Linked DNA regions of Homo sapiens: region 1 is linked to region 2. The links are chromatin contacts, found by Hi-C in ENCODE. All regions are on one chromosome and are shown on one strand. Each heading gives the region's core, a stretch centred on a gene start or an enhancer-like site at or near the end of the contact. The rest is flanking DNA. Distances are from core to core; before and after follow the strand shown. Region 1 holds the start of ERICH3-AS1 (ERICH3 antisense RNA 1). Region 2 holds the start of FPGT-TNNI3K (FPGT-TNNI3K readthrough).

Evidence for each region. Hi-C counts contacts between places; a loop is a spot of excess contacts on that map. Pooled maps may share reads with other maps.
Region 1: a map with no recorded cell type shows a loop between it and region 2 (7-fold over the local background). The contact joins the promoter of ERICH3-AS1 here to the promoter of FPGT-TNNI3K in region 2. A Hi-C loop is called at or near these places in 6 of 37 single-sample maps with no recorded cell type and 5 of 50 pooled maps.

The regions. Positions count from the first base shown.
Region 1 is chr1:74,575,819-74,583,061 of GRCh38, reverse strand. ERICH3-AS1 (ERICH3 antisense RNA 1) reads right to left here and starts at 5,632. Exons shown (of 3, transcript NR_121671.1): 1 at 5,553-5,632. ERICH3 (glutamate rich 3) reads left to right here. Exons shown (of 15, transcript NM_001002912.5): 13 at 6,126-6,167.
Region 2 is chr1:74,195,269-74,202,499 of GRCh38, reverse strand. It overlaps FPGT-TNNI3K (FPGT-TNNI3K readthrough), which reads right to left and starts at 4,258. Exons shown (of 27, transcript NM_001112808.3): 1 at 4,140-4,258; 2 at 2,669-2,836; 3 at 1,090-1,182. The coding sequence starts at 4,221. It overlaps LRRIQ3 (leucine rich repeats and IQ motif containing 3), which reads left to right and starts at 4,324. Exons shown (of 8, transcript NM_001105659.2): 1 at 4,324-4,504. FPGT (fucose-1-phosphate guanylyltransferase) reads right to left here and starts at 4,258. Exons shown (of 4, transcript NM_003838.5): 1 at 4,140-4,258; 2 at 2,669-2,836; 3 at 1,090-1,182. The coding sequence starts at 4,221. RefSeq lists a silencer at 4,321-4,420.

The sequences.
Region 1 (7,243 bases), core at 4,383-6,882, 380 kb before region 2:
TGTGGCTTTGTTCTGCCCCCGTTTACATTGTTTTAAAGGAGAAAAATGGCCTAGAGGATGTGTAAAATTGTGGGAGGGTCAGGGGAGAAAAGAGAAAGAAAGAAACAAAATAAGCACAGAATTACAAAAAAATCAGAAAAGAGAAAATGCTACCCTGCAACTATGTTTGGCCTGAAAAATTACAACTTTCATCGTCATCATTCTAAATATTTTTTTGTTAAATCAAAGTTTATGGTAAAAAATACCTGAAAAATTCCAAAATATTCATTTAAACCACATAAATAATGCTTCAAAATGATCATAAGAATGTTTTTTGTTTAGTAAATATTTAATATTTCAATTTGCATCTTGACTAGTAGATATTAAAGTATCAACTTTTACATCCCACTTGTGATGGCCTGAATTTTCATATGTTATTTGATTTGTTTCCACAAAAGCAGTTGAATTATTGCAGTGAGTTTCTAAGTTTCTACATTAACATAGCAGCAAGTGATATGAAGGCTATAAATCGACTTTTAGGGAGAATGTTAATTAGAAACACTGTGAAATTTATGTCATTTGGTAATATGAATTCAGGTACCTGATTTTTTTTCCCTGTTGTATTTTAAATGAGGAAGAAAGTATAAAAATAGCAGTTTAAATGTTTTACAAAGTTTAAAAAGTGTGTTTTTATATCTAAAGAAGGTACCATCCAGATGTCACAAAATCCAAGGAATTTGCTACATGAGGGCAAATTAGAGAAAGACATCAGGAGCTATCTTGTGTTTGTTTCCCATGAGAAAGAGGAGCATCCTCATAGAAGTTAAAAAAGAAATCATCCTAGACTTAAAGGATTAGAAGAGGCTGGAAGCAGGGGTGAGCCGTGAGGAAGTAAAAAGCCGGTGTGCTGGCCTCTAATTGTTCAGTGTTCTCCACTGTTGCCACCATCCCAGGAAAGCTTGTGAGGCAACACCAACAAAAAGTCAGCTACACTGGTGGGTAGAGAGTCTTCTCCCCTGAATTCATAGAGGCACTTCCATAACAAAGAAGATGGCAATGTCAAGACTAGAGTAGCTGTCTAACCAAGCCTGGAAGCTCTTGCAACCACAGAAAAGTAACGCAGTGAATTACATTTCTGCTAAGAGGGTTCAAAGCCCCACTTTCCTTTCCTTTCTCCTCTAGCTCTTTGGTCACTGAATTGGAATTGGAAACTATTTCAGCTTAACGTTTTTGAGGAAAATCTGCATCCCAATGGGATTTAAGAGCATTCAAGAAGCTATCCACTCTCTTAGTGGAAAATACAAAATGAATAACGCTCATTTGTATATAAATATAAACATCAGTCCTTTTCATAATACATAAGGACATAGAAAAAATGATTAATATAATTTAGAAGGTTGGTTTATCATGTAACTATTATTCTCCATGTGCCTTTTTTATAGCAGCACAGAGCAGAATTTGTTGAATCCACAGTAAATGATAACAGTGCAATAAAGCTATAAATTATTTACAAAATATAATTAACTCTCACCAGAAAAATTGAAAATTTAAAAGCAGTACTCTAAATAATTCTTGGATCTAAGAGAAAAAAATTCACTGGATAATTAATTAATTGCAATTATTAGTGCCAACAGGTGGTATTTGTAAGGTGACCAATTTCTCACTATAGCCTCAAAGAACCACCCCACTCACACTATAACAACAACAACAAAAGTAATAAACCGCAATGGAGAAATACTCATAATCAGACTTTAAGAAATGTATAAGAAGGAAAAACCTAACACATGGGCTTAATAAGAAAAATATGCTATTCCACACAAAGCAGATGAAAAAGAAATATGATAAATGGGAAATCACTCCAACTATTTGAATAGAAGACTAAAGATGATGATAATTTTTGCCAGATTAAATCCAAAATTTGTTGTAGAACATCTGCAAATCCTAACAATAATAGTTTGGGATTTGAAAAAAATTCATTAATTTGGAAGAAATAGTACTGAGTAATGTGAAATTCTTTGCAATAACAGAAATAACATACGACTATACAGGAAAACAAACTCTGGAAGAAATATTTGCCAGATGGATATGACAAAACATTTATGTTTGTATGGACATAAAGATGGCAACAATAGCCATTGGAGACTACCAGGCGGGGAAAGTGAAAGGGGGCCGTGGATTGAAAAACTACTTATTGGGTATTATGTTCACTGCATGGGTGATGGGATCATTTGCACACCAAATCTCAGTGACATGTAATTTACTCATGTAGGAAACCTGCATATGTACCCCCTGAATCTAAAATAAAGGCTGGAAAAAATGATTGATGTCTGTAATACATAAAGAGTTCTTACAAATCAATGAAAAAGCAAACATCATAACAGAAGAATGTACATTGTATAGCAGGAAATTCACAAAAGGAAAGCTTGCTACTAATATTGACAGCTCTATCCTTGCCACCACTTTTCAATTACTAAATTATCAAATAAAGAAAGAATTGGTGGAAATTGTGAAAATAGTGCAGGCACATAGGACTTTCAGTCATTATTGATGACATTGTTCATCATACCTCCTTTTTAAAAGAACATTTAGAAATATGTATAAAAAGCTTCTAAAAATTCATAGCAATTCATATTCCAGGAATGTGTCCTAAGGGAATAGTCAGAAATATGTGCAAAAATGATTATAAGTAGTGTTTAAAATAGCTTTATAATCACAATTGAAATAGCTCAATATTTAACAATAGACATTGATGAACCGAAATTTAGTAAGACTTTATTATAATGTTTTATGTGTTATTGAAGAGTCTTTTAAATTTAATGATATGGGAAAATAGTCACAATATATTGCTAAATTAATAAAGTGGGATATTAAGGGCTACCTTTAGTAAGAATCGAGTAAAAAATACTTGGAAATCTATTAAGATGTTAACTAGTAGTCTTCTCTGAGTAGTGAAACTATGATAATTATTTTCTTCTTTGTATCCTTTAGTTTTTTCAAGCTTTGGATAATCTATCTAAATACTGTCTCCATATTTAGGGAAAATACAATACATATTATTTAAAATATATTTGTTTTTATACTAAAAAGCTGACATTGTAAAATAAGAATATTTTGATATTTAAAAAAATACCTTAAAGTATCATTATATCATTTGAGTGAAAAAAAAAAAGCTGACTTTCTAAGAAATTTTCTGTGTGTGACAATTCCATTTGGCAACTAATGCTGTGAGAACTGACAATCACCTTTGCCTCCAGTGGTCACCTTTATTGATAGGTAAAAGACAGGAGCCTTAGGGGATGAAGGGCTAAATACAGAGAGGCAACAAAGTGATATGTCACATTGCTGAAATGGGAGTCTCAGCATGCACAGTCCTCTTTTACTATGGGTGGAAAACAGTTGAGGTTAGACACCAGCCAAGTTCTTGCTTTTAAGTTTCAGTTTCAGAAGAACATCTGAGAAAAAACGACCAAGTGAAGCCTTTTCTGGTTTCACACCTAGTAAGTCCTTGATACTTAGGCCAGCATCCCATTCTTGCTGAATCTGAAATAGGCAACACCTAACTATACAGGCTCTCATCTACTTCCGAAGGCTAATCCTCCAGGGGCAAGCCAGCAGACGTGGGCAAGTGGTGATAACATCCCTGAGACAGAGGGACTACAAGCTTCACTATCATTTCTGAGTGAGTTTTAATTTTCAGATGATGTTAGTATTGTTTGGCTTCTTATAGTAGTCTTTTGGTTCAGTACCTGCTAATTGCTTATTGTTTATTATTAATATTATAGACTATATTTTTATACCCTGTGGACTACTTGGAAAAAGCTTTGATGTCTTAGCACTGATGGAATGAAGCTTCATGTAATTGCCAAATAAATTTATATGCAAAACCTAAAACATTGCTTATTTGAACTGTCTAGATATACAGTATTCACATTATTATAGTAAAATGATATTTAACTCATGTATTATGTTTGTCAAGTTTCTAAAATGAAAACTTGATAGTAAATCCAACTATTACATCATTGTCTTGAGTCGATATAATCTCTAAACTCTTATTGTAAAAAACTTTTGTTATATTGGATGAATGAAGAAAACTGAGTTCAAATATTTTTAAAAGAGAATATATTTGAACTATATTATTCCCCTTTTTCATTTCTGTTTGTCGTCCTAATATTGTTAAGTCACAATTTTCCCTCCAAAACCGATTTAAGGCAGGTATTTCACTATTCGTTTCCAAATACAGAGGGGTCAGTAAGTAATTACCCCTTAGCAGTTCACTTTAAACTAAGCAAGAAACTGCATTCCAGTTCTGTTTTCTCAAAGTAAATCCGTTATATCCGTTGTAACAGAATATCGGGGGAGGAGGAAGGAAGGAAGGAAGGAAGGAAGTAAAGAAAGAAGGAAGGAAAAGGAAGGGAAGGGAAGGGAAAAAGAAGGGAAAGGAAAGGAAGGAAGGAAGGAAAAAAGGACAGAAAGGGGGGAAAAAGGAAAGAAAGGAAGAAAGGGAAGGAAAGAAGTTAGTTTCAGAAATACTATGTTCTTACCCCAGAAGACAGATCTAAGTCTAGTTTTATTTGAAATAACTTTTGTTAACAAGGAGGTGATATAATGGTAATGTCAGGTATTTATGGAATTCACGATATGGGTAATCAGATGATAAGCAAGGGATGTAGAAAGGGAATTGTCAGAAACTAAAGACAAATTTAATTGGCTTTACACTTTGGCCTAGAATCATACCACACTGGGTGATGACACTTAGAAATGCCCATCACCATCATCATCATCATCATCATCATCATCATCATTGCTGTTATTATTAAGTGCCTAGATACTTGCTAATAAGTGGAAGATGAAGATGCTCTCTCTATATTATTTCATTTAATCCTCTCAAGAACCATTGGATAGATAACTCTTTTTGACAGACAGATAAACCAAGGCGTTGGCTTAGGCCAAAGCATTTACTCAATGTGATATGGTTAGTATGTAATATGAGACTTGAATTTAGGTCTCTGTGATCCTGAAGTCTATGCTAGTAACCAACTACAGATAACAGGAATTCAGGAATTTCTACAATAGCTTTTACTGTCAAATTTATAGGAATCGTGTAATAGCTTTTTTGCTTCTGTCCCCATGGAGTGAATATTGGGGTCAAATCACTAAAATCTACTAATGGATGAAATGCTCATAGTTTAGTCAGCTCTAGTAGTTTTAGCAATTTAGAAAAGCAGTGATGATTGGTGTCATAAAAGCCATAGCACACGTTCCTAGAAGGGAAAATGCAACTAAACTGTTTTTTTCAATTATTTCATTGCATGTGCATTTGGCAAATCTGTCACTGCTCCTGGCTGCTCTCTCTCTCTTTTTTTAATGCAAGTATTTCTCTGCATGGATTTCTTTACTTCATGATCTTCTGTTGTGTATTGTGTTTTCTTTTTGAAATCATAGCTTGGGAGTTGTTTATGCTTCAGAGATTTTTAAACCAAGGCTACCTTTTAATGTAAATGCACTTAAATTGACCCCACTTATTTAAATGATGTGAAATAGCTCAGCAATGTTCCCATGACCTGTTTTTATACCTTTTGATATTTTATGTGACCTCCAATAAGCTGGACAGATAATAACAGAACCCTTGGCATTGGGCTACCACTGCCACTGTGATGCTGAGTCTGGTGTCAGCAGTGAAGATGAGGGTGGGAAGCCACCGAGGAAGCTGGAGGTTGACACAAGTGGCAGTAAGGGCACATCATTACCTAGGAAGAACCTTCAGAAATCCTCTGCAAAAGACGGCCTGTTTCCACCCTTCCTATTCTTGTTTCTTCCTTCTGCCACTTTTTTTTTTTCTTTCAACTAAGGAATAGAATGGCCAGAAGTAGTTGACAGGCCCTAAGGAGAGCTTCACAGCTAACATCAGGTATAAATTTATTATTATTTTTTGAATATATTGATGTCTAGGATTAAATAAAAGAACATTAGATTATACAATACTGGTAGGAATTTTCAGATCAGTCTTCTTTCAATAGCCTGCCTCCCAGATAGTTGAACAGCTAGGTGAATTTGCCTTAACTGACCCAACTGGAGAGATGGAGAACCATGGTACATTTCACAGTGATTCATTTGACCTTTTTTTTCTTTTTTTTTTTTTTAACTAGGAAAGGATTCATTGCCATTAGCCTATGTCCTGGCTCTTGGTGGTAAGTATTCCATCTGCAAGAGGTCCAATTAGAGTGATCCAACAGACCATGACTCATAAATCTGGTCAAACTTCCCATGTTCTTGAAATCACTAGGCTTTCTAGTATTTATTGAATGACTTTTAAGAAGTGTGCTTATTTGAATATATTTATGTGTATGGTGGCAGGAAAAGGTATTCATTTATTCATCATATGGTCACATTATCCCACCTTCAATTTTAGTAATTGTCATCAAGCACTGTGAGGCATTTGAGATTTTACCCTTCTTTCAAGCAACAACTTAGCCAGCCACAGTTTTATGGATCATGGCAGAAGACATAAGACACCTGAGTCAGAGAAAAAGGACTTTATTGTTCATAGCAAATAGCAGTAGCCAGAGTACCTGTATTTATGCTGGTTCCCTGAGCTCCATTTCTCACTTGGCAACATGAAGAGGGCCAGGTAACACTTGATTGTGCAGCGGGCTGACTTACAGGAGAGGCACCATGATCTTAGAGAACCCATATCTTTTATAATGGGCATTCAACTAGAGGAACTCAGGTGCACCTTCCCAAATATTTATTCTGCAATGCAGAGATACTGGTTGTTATTGATCAAATTGTATTCAAGCAAGAAAATCTAATTATTTGTAAGCAATGAAAGGTGTGCACAAGGAAGATTATTAGGGCTTTCTTTATGCCAGGCACTATGCTAAGCATTTTACATAAATTATCTCATTTACTGTCAAAGGATTCTGTGAGTACAGCATTGCTATTCCCATTTCATGAATAAGAAAATGAAAGATTAGAGAGGTGTTATTTCCCAGTTTATACAATTAGTAAATGGCAGAGCTGGCGTTTTTTACCCAGGTTAGTCTGACTTCCAAGTACACACTCATTCCACTTCATCAAATTGCCATTGTTTGTGAATATTGTTTGCTCTCTTATATTAAATATTTTTTCAAAAGCCCATGGGGTTACCATAAAAAAAAGTCATGTTTTTATACTAATATTTCTTAGAAAAGCTTCAATTACTCTTTCTCCCTTGCTTGAGGAACGTCATGTCTGACACCCTTATAGTGTTGTGTTCATATAACAT
Region 2 (7,231 bases), core at 3,009-5,508:
AACTATGCATTTCCTGGTATCTAATTTAATTTTTACTAAACTGATAATAATTATTTTCTTAAATAAAATTGTAAATTAGATTGTTTTACACATTTTTAGGCTTCAAACCAGAACTTGGATGCTTTACTTTGACATCATCTTTACAAAGAATCATTGTTTTGTATGTAAATCATAAGAATGAAAAAGTGCCTTGGAAGCCATGTAGATGAATAATTCTAAAATACCTGTCCCTGGACTGGTGTCAGTTCATGACAGTTTTCATTAGCCCCTTAACATACATAGAAAAACAACAAAGGTTTTCATGTAACCAAAATTTTCACACAACTAAATGTATTCAATTTAAAAAGCTATTCTTCATTCTGAGACCATGTCCTTCCTACTTTTCTGTTTTAAAATGTCTTATTTTGTGTGTGTGATTTCTCTTTTATATATTTACTTGTCCACTCTGTATCTTGTCACATTTTCCTTTTATTTTTAAGCATTGTGGCCTCTGGCTATCAATAATCACACAAAAATGCAAGATAAAAAGTACTGGCAAAAGTCTAGTAATGACAGTGTTAAACCACCCTTCCCTCAAAGCAAGAATCCCCATTAAGGGAGAAAGAGTGTTAGGAAAAATAGCTAATGCATGCTGGCTTAATACCTAGGTGATGGGTTGACAGGTGCAGCAACCAACCATGGCACACGTTTACCTATGTAACAAACCTGCACATGGACCCTGGAACTTAAAATACAAATTAAAATTAAAAGAAAAATCCCCATTAAAGTATTCCCGAGAACTATTCATATTTGAATGAGTTGTCTTAGGAAAATAATTTTCTATATACATACCCAAAACAAAACAATATTCATAAAAGACTGACGATATACGTGATCTACAATTTTACGAGTAAAATTTGTGAAAATCACTATACTACTTACAACCTAAAAAAAGTCATGAAAATCATAAAATATTTGTTTTCAAAGCAGAATAACTTCAAAGATTCTTTTAAAAAAGAAGGAAAGTGTTTGCAAGAAAGAAAAAAGTCTCTAAAGTATTAAAGGTGGAAGACTAAAAAGAAAATGTAAATTAGTAAAGTATAACATTACCAGAGTGAATTAATAAGATGGTAAAAGAATTCCATTTATCTCCATATAGCTTTTCCAAACATTGAAGGGCACAAAGTGTTGATCCTCCATTTCCTTAAAAACAAAGTTAAAAAAGCACAATTTATTTAATAGAAACCTACTAAAACTTTGTCATGACAGTAAATTTAGGTGTTATATAACCTTAAGGATTTGCCTTTCAGGAATAAGTAAATAGATGGACATCAAAGGTATTGGCAATAGAACAAAATTAAAAACATCTCATAGCAAACAACCAATCAATAAATTAGCAATGAAACCCAGACAACAACCCTCAGTAATAAATGATGAGGTAATATTCTCCCCAAAATAGTAATTATAAGAAAGAAGAATCAATTACACAATCTGTAACACTAGAAGACTGATAAATATAAACATTCATACAGAGTTACAAATCACAAAGCCCATTTAAATAATTCTCCCAAATGACACAATCAAAAACACAAGTTAGAGTTCCTTTCGAAAAAAGATTTTTAGAACTTGGATTCCCAAAAAAAAATCTTAAATATAACTACCACACTAGTTATCTTGGGCCAGTTACTTAACTCTTGAGTACCTCAGATTCTCATCTATGGAAATAATATCACGCCTGTAATCCCAGCACTTTGGGAGGCCGAGGCAGGTGGATCACGAGGTCAGGAGATACAGACCGTCCTGGCTAACATGGTGAAACCCCGTCTCTACTAAAAAATACAAAAACAAAATTAGCCAGGCTGGTGGCAGTCACCTGTAGTCCCAGCTACTCGGGAGGCTGAGGCAGGAGAATGGCCTGAACCTGGGAGGCGGAGCTTGGAGTGAGCTAAGATCGCACCACTGCACTCCAGCCTGGGCAACAGAGCAAGACTCCTTCTCAAAAAAAAAAAAAAAAAAAAAAAAAGAAATAATAACAGTACTGACCTCATAGTTGTAAGGATTAAAATAATGTTGGCTAATTAGAATAATGCTAATGTCATATTAATGTCATATACAGATATCTTATCTCTGGTATCAGGGGGCTTCAACTTTAAGTATCACATAGAAAAGAGCATTCAGAAAAACAGCATTTATTTCTATTTGCAATGGACGGTCAAAGGGCAAAGTTGACCTAAACTAGGGTTTTCAAATATATGTATTATATTTAAGCCATGTGACAGTGTTCTTTTGCATTCTGCATTATGTCCCTAAGAGGTCAAGAGTATTTTTTCCCACTAATTGCTTTCTTCATGTAAATTGCTGGAGGAACTCTGGAGTGGAGAGGACCTCAAGGGTTCTACTGATAAGGTCCAAAGGAGTATTCCTATCTGAATAGTGTGAATTTCATTAAAACTAATAAAATTTTCTTTTAAGTAACATTCTGGAAGTTTTTCAAGGTAAGTCATAATGGGTAAGAACAGTTGCTATTCCTTTTATCTTTCTAAAAAAAGTCAATTTATGTTCAAATTTTAAAGTTTGTAAAGCTGTGGGTAGAGATATGCAGCTTATACACTGTAAGTCACAGAAACCTTTTCTTCAATGATTATTCTGCTTAGGACCTATATTATAAAACTGACCATAAAGCGCGTACCAATTTTGGCTCCAGCAGGATCCACAAAAACGTGATATTGAACTCCAAGGGGTAACTCCTTTCTTTTCAGCTTTTCTGACAGCTGTTGGTTGTAAGCAAGTTCCTGTTTTTCATCAGCCGCTGTTATTGCAACTATGTCCCAGAATTCTCCACGTGCTACAAGTTTGCCTATTTGGAAAAAGCAAGGAAATGAAAACAAAAATTATCAGAATTTTCTAGTTGCCACAGGTTTGCCTATTGAGAAAGATGATAAAGAAGGTAATATCCATTATCATCTTCCAAAATGTATCTTTGGCTTTTGAAAGTTAGGGAATAATTAGTGGTGCATTAATACGATTCAAAATAGTTATAATGAAGACTGTTCACAAGTTCCTTTTTTTTCTTTTAGATCACTCCCTCCTTTTATGGTTTGCAATCCAATTTAATTATAAATTCTGAATGACATAATGTTTCTTGATTAAGAGAGCGACTTTTAACTTGCCAAAGACTATTGCCTCAATTCTTCAATAAGAAGAGGAGATAAACATAAACAAATCTCCAGCTTTGCAAATCAATTCTTATGTATCACGGACACTTGGTGTTAGGTGACTAAGAAAGACACAACCCAAAGATCCCTTCCCTCAATGTTGCTGTTTATAAATGTGGGTACTTTATTTTCTATTACTTTAAGATGAACCATGCAAACTTACATAGGCTGTTAGAATATAACATAAAATTCTGGATAACAGAAGGTCCCAACTCTCTGATGACATCTTTAAAAGACAGTGTGCACTTTTAGTAGACAGTTGGAATCTCTTTATTGATAAACAAAATGATTTAGCATTTTAATTAGTTAACAAACAGAACTTGTCAGCTAGAATCTAATAGTCCTGAAAGTTTTACTGTTATCCAAGAATTAGTCCCAGTATTTTTTAAGCAGTCACTGCAACACAAATATAATCACTTTTATTAGACAGGTGTACAGGGATTAAGTGTCATAGCCAATTTTTTGATAACAAATTTCTTCCTTTTAATTTTTAATCCATAATTCCTCCATGTTCTGTTACTCCCTCAACAAACGGTTACATTACAGAAGTAGATGAACGTAATGTAAAGCGTGAAGTAGATAGGGGGCTGGCATCTACTCATAAAGTTCAAAATACTGTGCTTCGTATCTTTTAGATTTATTTAAAGCAACTTTTATTAATGAGCTAATCAATGCATAACTTCACTAGTAAGATTTTCTTCTTCTTCCTCCGCCCTCATTTTTAATATCTATACTACTAAGAATAAAGTAAGCAACAAGCATGTCAAGCAGGGACAGTGAAAAGAATAAAAAACTCAAAAGGATTATTAGCTAGCTACTCCTGGGGAGCGTCATAGGCCTACAGATGAGAAGTAAACGGGAAGTGACAGTCCAGCAAACCTCCTGGCACGTAAAAGCACCCTCCCTCTGCATTGCCCAGGAGAACTCCGGTGCCTTCTCTGGTACCTCTTAGCTCGGAAAACCTCCGCAATTTTCGCTGGGTGGCTTCTCGCAGCGATACTTCCGGAGGGTCCCTAGCAGCTGCCATAGCCCCACCTTCCCTGAGACCGCGCCGCACAGCACGCATGCGCCCTGGGGTGCGCCTCCGCCCGGTTGTTTCTGACCCGCCCCCTCCGTGCGTCGCCCACGTAACCACGCCCCCGGAGCGCCTTGGCTGGCGCCCGGAAAACCATGATGTGGAGAACTTGGATGTTGTCTTGTTTCTCTAGCAACGGTCTCAGGAGCAGATGGCCGCCCAGCGATTTGTCTGACTGTGTTGGGGCTGGGCCACTTGTCTCCAACTCATAAGGGCTTGCAGCCCAGTTGACCCGGTGAGTGGTTCAGTTTGGGTGACAAAATTGTTAGAACCGACCCGCTAAGGATAAGGCGAAACTACATTCTAGCTTCCCAGCTTTCACATCAAAGGCGGTTCGTCCTAACTGGTGGTTTGTTTCAGCCTGGAGCAGTTCCCCAGGATAGCCTGATAGAAGATCTCCGCCATCTCTCCTTTCCCCCGCCACCCCGGGCCATCTGCCCCCAACCCTGGGTCATGATACATACACAGTCTGAATATTTAAAATCTCTGCTCTTTCTAGGAACCTTAAGTTTGTGGTTCCTAGAGAGTGAGCCACCCCACCCCTCTGTTTTTTCTTAGTAGGCTACACACGACAGCCTCTCAAATAGTGTCTTTGAAAGTTGTATAAAATTCAGTCCGCAACCAGGCTCCAAATATTTTTGGTATTTTGGTTTCTTCTCTGGCATTCTTTTGTATATGCAGATTAATCTAGAATGTTCAATAACACTCTTAGGAATAAGTCAGCCTTTTTAGGTGTTTTTTTGGGTAGCTATATAAAGGTGTTCCTGTTATAGAACACGAGGTTTCTTGGTTTTACAGACCACTTCATCTTTACACAGAAGAAAACTGAATCAGAGAATAGTGAGTTAGTCAAGGTATCACAATTAGTAAGTAATAAAAGATTTAAGAAATATATTTCAATCCCAAACCCAGAACTTGTGGTATTTCACCATACCGTTTGATTTTTTGAGACGATTTCTCTGTATCAACGTCTTCATTAGGTACGTAGACATTCAGGGCACCATAAACTCTTGTCATAAATTTACTTAGTTTTTCTTCTCAGACTTGTTATACAATCGTGTTCTAATAGTGGAAACATTTGGATAAAATGGCAGATTAGATTACTCTTTCATAGTTTTACATTTAAAACTTCATTAATTAAAAAAACAGTATCTTATTGAAGAACATTTAGAAAATACAGAGACTTGAGTGAAAGTAACCAAAGGAGAAAGTAGCGAGAGAAGGTCAGAGAGAGAACAAAGGGCCATAGGAAGAATTTTGGTTTTTACTCTTGAGGGAAACAAAGCCATTGCAGGGTTTTGAAGTGACTTGGCTTATGTTTAAAGAGATCACTCGGAGATAGGAGAATAGATTATAATGGGGGATGAGGCAATGATAGAAGCAGGGAGACTTCTTTGGAGGTTACTGCAATATTGCAGGTGAGAGCTGGTGAAGGCTTGACCAGGATGGTAGCAGTGGGAATGGTGAGAAGTTGGTCAGATTCTGGATATATTTTTAAGACAAAAACAATAAAATGTGCTGATGGAATTAATGGGTGTGGACTGTAAGAGAAAAAGAGGAGTCAAAATGACTGCCTTGGGATGGATTGGCCATCAATTAAGATGGGTAAGTTTCCGACTGAGGAAGGTTTTTGGGGTAATAGGGTCCAGAATTTGATTTTGGACATGTGGAATAAAGAGACATGTGTATGCAGTGAATATGTAATGGAAGTTTGTGTGTGTATGTGTCTGTATGCATTATACATACGAGTCTAGAATTCAGGAGAGAGGTCTGGGCTAGAGATACAATTTTGGGAATTGTCAGCAAGAAGATAGAATTAATTTTAACTGTGGAACTAAGTGAGGTCCCAAGGGAGTGAAGGTCAGCAGAGCCTATATGTTTGGGGTCTGTATATTCTAATAAGGTGAAATAAAGAAGGAAGAAGTAACCAAATAAAAAATCCAGTGGTAACAATTGTGAGGAGACAAACAGAGTGATGTGTTAGATTCTATCATACAGAATATTAAATAGAGTATTTATTGGATCTAGGACGGTATCATACAGAATATTAGAGTATTTCTTGGATCTGGGAAGGATGGCCATAGAAATTGGATATTATTTTTTCTCAATATGACTATATCATGCAATCAAAATTTGCTGGAAATAAATATACCATATTATCAGCTATGGCTTCTGTTTTCTTTCTTTTCTCAAATTTTCATTAATATTAATTTTTAGTAAAAAAAAAATTAAAAAATACTATATATATGAGTAGGAGTAAATTTCCGTGGCAGTTGATTGTTGGAGGCAAAAAAAGTTTAGGGATTTTATTTAAGTTCATATTCACTATAATAAAACAGTGTGATATGACTGTTTAACATCTTAAGCTACCAGAGTATTATTATACTAGAGAATTCGCCACAGAGTTTTTCCAGGTATTTATCAGAATGTCATTTTACCAGAGTAAAATATATCAATCCAGCCAAGCTGTAAGCCCATTAATTCTGCACAAATCAAACACACAGGAAATAATCTGTTTAGTTTTGGATTCCACATTTTTAAAAAGATGTTGAACATACTAGACTATAATAAATTGAAAAATTATATTCTGTGGAGGCATTTGGGCTTTTTATTTCCAGGAGGAGAGTAGAGAGTATCTGAAGAGCTGCCATAAGGAAGAATGAGATAGATTTTTTAAAGCAACTTTATTGAGGTACAGGTTTAGAACATTTTCATCCCCCCATTAAAATGTCTTCCAACCCATTTACAGTTAATGCCAGTTACACTGTTTTTTTATTACTACAGGCATATAACTATGACTGTTGTGTGGAAATTATAGAGAAGAATGTTTTAATTTTCCCCCCTTCTTTATATGAGGAAGTTGAAGCCAAATGAATAGGGTCCTGGATTATATACTGTGGAGCTCGTAGTGCATGCTGTGGTCAGGCCAAGCTAGGGCTGTACTTGTTTCCAGTCCTTGTGC